Regions from separate parts of the Homo sapiens genome. Here region 2 is linked to region 1. Evidence: read pairs that join two places in POLR2A ChIA-PET (ENCODE). Cell type or tissue: PC-9. All regions are shown on one strand.

The links. Peaks named below come from ENCODE experiments on the same cell type or tissue, not always from the same donor. Only the 100,000 strongest peaks of a DNase experiment are listed, where the experiment ranks them.
Region 2: POLR2A ChIA-PET joins it to region 1 with 10 read pairs; 2 of 35 experiments call an interaction of 5 or more read pairs at or near these places.

The regions. Positions count from the first base shown.
Region 1 is chr9:120,329,660-120,332,159 of GRCh38, reverse strand. All of the region lies in intron 2 of LOC105376253 (a long non-coding RNA gene), which reads left to right. Among named protein-coding and RNA genes, the nearest start is that of MIR147A, 86 kb to the right of the region's middle. In PC-9, no CTCF peak of the experiment used is centred here; no DNase peak of the experiment used is centred here; H3K27me3 peaks cover 1,863 bases.
Region 2 is chr9:120,423,381-120,425,880 of GRCh38, reverse strand. The region is part of intron 25 of CDK5RAP2 (CDK5 regulatory subunit associated protein 2); the gene reads left to right. Among named protein-coding and RNA genes, the nearest start is that of CDK5RAP2, 160 kb to the left of the region's middle. In PC-9, no CTCF peak of the experiment used is centred here; a DNase peak (open chromatin) is centred at 1,410; H3K27ac peaks cover 685 bases.

The DNA.
Region 1 (2,500 bases):
GGGCGCTTGGGAGACAGTAGGGAAGGCAAGAGAAGGATGGGACCCATGATATGAGTCAGTTAACCATATACCATTGTGGTATAACACACAAGCTCAAAACTCAGTGGCTTAAAACAAAAATGATTCATTCTCATGGATTTGTGACTTGGCTGGGATGAGGTGATCCAGGCCAGGCTTGGCTGAGAGTGGGCTTGTTCCATATGTTTCTTGCCTTCCTCCTGGGGGACAGTGGCCTAGCTTGGGCATGTCTTTCTCATGGCGTTGAGAGAGGTAGCTTTGTAAGACTTAGGTCAGTCACATCATGCCTGCTAACATCTCATTGGTTAAAGTAAGTCATAGACCCAAGCCTAGAGTCATGGGATGGGGAATTTGCCCTTACCCCTTACCCCTTCCCTCCTTGGAATAGGCAGATCCCACAAAGTTACATGTCCAAGGGTCGTAATATAGGGAGAGATGAAGAATTGGGGCCATTAATACAACCTTCTTCAGTAGGGTTACTGGTTGCTCAAGCCTACTGTTTACAGACCTGGCAGTAAGTAGATTTTGAATTCCCCTATTCTGTATTCTTCCTCCTGTATCTTGGGGCCAGGAGATAACTCTGCCCCTACCTCCACTCACAAGTTTCCCCAAGCTGGTTGATTCCATGACAGGCAGTGAGAGGCTGCCCAAGTCTCCTGGTCTTTCTCTTTTTTTGTGCACTGAAAGCCATGTTAGAGTGAAGGTTAAGAAAAGTTAAGCAGAGACTAAGGATTCGAGAGTATGGGAAGAGGAGATAATACTAATACTAGTGATAAAAATGGTAATACTACTGCTACTACTAATAGTCCAAAAACAAATAAAACCACCAACAATGAAGGAAGAGCATTATTCTAGGAAAAAAAGATCAATTTGCTTTAAGAAAGAACATCTGACCACTTTCCTCCTATGACCATTTTGTCCCAGACCCATACAGTTCTGCTGCTGGACATTCAGATGCTACTGCATTATGTTGTGTTGGGAGGGAAGATGGAGTGTTTGAAGGGCTAGGGGCAGTGCTTGAAGGCTCAGAGAGAAAGGATCATGAACTAGGAAGTGCCAAAGGAAAGAGAAGCCTGGCCTGGAAGAGGGGAATCGTGAGTGGATTTACCACTAATATGCTATGCACACTGAATATCTCACCTGGTACTCAACATCCATCCTCATCCTTTTCTATGTAGTTTCCAGGAAATCTAATAATGGCATTTCCTTGGCTCCTTTGCAGCTAGGTCTGAATGTAAGTTGTGTGTTCCACTGATGAGATGCACTCATGTGAAACTTTGGAAGGCAAAAGGGAGGAGAAGGAGACAATTTTCATCCTGCTATTGCTGCCCATAAGCAAAGTTATAGAGACTCGCATGTTTGTAGCAGGTAGAGTTAGTATTCCAGGTTCTACTCACCAGCTCAGAGGGGTAAGAGCAGATGTGTCAGCAGCAGTGGCAGTGACTTTCTGCTTTTTGGATGTCAGCTCCTTGTTGTGTCTAGTGAATCCCCTGTATTAAATTCCTTCCTGCATGTGAAACACCGAGGATGGTTTCTACTTCCTGTCCTGGACTCGTGAGATCTTTGCCAAGTCTCCATACCTCTGGAGCTCATGTAATGAGTGGTGTGGGTGAGAGGTTAACAATGCACTTTCCCGTTTTGCATGAGATTTGACCTTTCATTAACTTGGTAGCTCTGTTCCTCTGGTAACTGGATAAAAAGGATATGTCAACCTTGTTACTAGGCAGTATTGCTTGTGGCAGAAATGATCCCTTATTGGTAAGCTACTTGTGACTGGGGAGAGTTACCTGATAGGAGGCCATATTTTTGAGCTTCTCTGAGTGCCATGACCCTGGCCCCAGAAGTAGTTACAAGGGATATTAGCTCATGTGGGGCGGGCAGGTTCTCAAGCCGGCCTGATGTGGGTCTTGTCTCCCTGCACTTGAGCTATATTGCTTTGTGGGCTTCTTCAAGGGCTCCTGTAGTTTAGGAACCCTTGATGCCATCCTGTTGGTGAACAGTGTCCCTATACCCTTCTGAGTAGACTGAGCTGAAGATGACCTATGATAGTCTTGTAAGTCACTAAAGTTGGACCTGAGAAGACTCCATGGTGGGCCTTGCAAGGGAAATTCAATGAGATGGAGTCTCTTATTGCCATTCTAGAATTTCCTCTTTCTAGGGATGAAAAACTCACCAGCCACATTGTAACCCATCAACTCAAGTTCTCAAGGAAACAGAACCATAGGCAGCAATTTATATATAGTCATTTCTTGATATCAGTGGAGAATTGATTCCAGGACCCTGACAAATACAAAAATCTGTGGATGTTCAAGTCCCTGATATAAAGTGGCATGGTATTTGCATATAACCTATGTACATCCTCCCACTTACTTGAAATCATCTCTAGATTATTTATAATACCTAATACTATGTAAATGCTATGCAAATAGTTGTTACAGTCTACTTTTTATTTGTATTATTTTTTATTGTATTGTAATTTTTT
Region 2 (2,500 bases), 94 kb before region 1:
TCAGGTGAACTCACTGAGGATAGGGTGGCTCCTCATTCATCTCTGTATCCTCAGTGTCTGGCACAGGAACCTGAGTGGAGCACTGTAAATATTAAAATAGAATTAGTTTCTACCAATTACTAGAGAGGTGGAAAGGAAGAAACATCTGGGTCATGTAGGAGATGCCAGGCTGTGACATTTGAAGTTAACTCTGTAGGACTGATGGATTTTGAGCTCGGAAGTACTGTTTCAAAAGTGGCTTCTTAAGCACTGTACAGAATGGATCAGTGCAGAGAGGAAAGTGAAGTTGGGTCAACCAGTTGTAAGTTTGTCTGGCATAATAGTCTTCTCTTGCTTGTTCAGTTATGGATGGGATAACTAGATGTTTTTTATTTGAAAAGATGAAGTCCTCCTATTGTCTCACACTACACATCTCTTAGGTGTAGCAACAAGATTTGCCTGAGAGATGGGAGCAGCATTTTCATGACATGCATCCTAAGCTTTTGAATAGCCAGACAGATGGTACCCTGTTACCTGTGTGAGGGCAGTTTCCACCCAGAAATTCAATGCATTAGTTGTTGTGATCTCCCTGTGAATCCTACAGTAACTATTTGTCACTTGGTTTTAAAGAATTCTGTTATAATAATAGGGGAACGGGTGGAATACAGTTGTTGTTGAGTTGTTGCAAGCTCCTCGAGGGTCTGTTATTTGATGGGGAAACTCATGCTGCTGGTGGCATCAGGGCACATCCTGGTGTGGTCATGAGTTTGGTTAGGAATGGAGGAGAGGTTTTTGATGGGTCTAAGATCTGGAGACCCGGAATGCTTAAAGCCTGCCCCAAACCAAGGGTCCCCACCCTGTGAAGTTCCTGAGGAAGATATACAACTAAAGAACAATGTGAATGTGGCCAGGTGCAGTGGCTCACGCCTGTAATCCTAGCACTTTGGGAGGTCAAGGCAGGTGGATCACTTGAGGCCAGGAGTTTGAAACAAGCCTGGCCAGCACAGTGAATACTCTACTAAAAATACAAAAAAATTAGCTGATGGTGGTGGTGTGTGCTTGTAGTCCCAGCTCCTCAGGAGGCTGAGGCATGAGAATTGCTTGAACCCAGGAGGCAGAGGTTGCAGTAAGTCGAGATCGTGTCACTGTACTCCAGCCTGGGCAACAGAGCAAGACTCCATTAAAAAAAAAAAAAAAAAAGAGCTGTGAGAATGTGAAGCAGAATGTCATGTTACTTTGTTTGCCTGGCTAGTACCTGAATAAGTCCTAAGCTTTTTGGAAGGCTGGGCTGGCACTGATGGTCCATTCTCAGGGTCTGCAGGGTTAGTCTTATCTGCTGAATGTTGGTAAGCAGCCCAGTGCAGGTATGAGATGAAAAATGTTGACTAAGCTGTTCTTTTAACACACAGTTGTCCCTGCCCATTAGGGATGGTCTTACAAGCTGGTTCTTCCAGTAAAGGTCTGGAACTCTGACTCAGTCAGGTTTGGATTTCCCCCTTGAAGAGGATTGTAGAGGACAGAAATGTGGAGTCTTGAGAGCATCCACTGATGAAGGCCTGTCAACCTCTATCTACCTTTCAAGAAGCCAAAATACCATGCCATTTTTGGCCAGGATGTAACCAAGAGGCATAGGTTTGTGATTGAAGTAGCTATAAGGATATCTCCATCTGTCTTGCTTAACTATAAAATGTAGTAAAGTAAGGGAGAGTGTGATCAGACAAAGGGAGAGTTGAAACATTAAACCTCCTGGATTTCCACTTCTTTGCTTTAAAACAGAGGTACTAACACCGTGCTCATAGGATCATTGTGAGGCCTGAAGGAGATAGTAGATATTAAAGAGCCATACTCAGGCCCTGGTGCCTGGTCACTCAGGCCTGTGTGACTCATTTCTGATGGTGACAGTGCCCTGCCATAGTAGGTGACTTTCTACCACTTAGCATGTTGCACTGACTCTTGGTGCCCAGGTGGCTGGCCTGGTGGGCGATAGGGAACCTGGATGGCCATACCAGCCAGCCGTGTGAGTTTGTAGGTGGGAACTTCTAGACTTAAAGCAAATGTGCAAGGATTCAGTGATCTTTTCCTCTATACTGTGGTGTTTGAGAACTTTTCCTTTTAGGAATAGTTTTGAAAATTGCATGTGTGGGTGCAGTTTAATTATAGTCTCATTTTTCAAGTACAACTGTAGAAGAGTTTGTTTTTTTCTTTAGCCACGCATCAGTGTCTTCAAAGAGCTCATCCCAGCCTGCAATTTCCAGGGTTCTGAAGTATTTTTAAAATAAAGTTGTTAGTCTCTTTGAAATCTAGGCTCATGTGCTTCCTTTCAAACAGCAAATGATAACATGCAGGAAGAGAGCAGAGCGTCTTTTGCCCAGCTACATTCTGAGCTTTATTTTGTTTTCTTTTGTCATTTTTTTAAATCATTTCCCCTGCTGTAGACAGTGGGTTTTTCAGCTGTACTCATGTACTCCTTTTCCTAGTTTTAATCCTGCTTCTGAGACCCTTCCTAAAGAAATAATTAAAA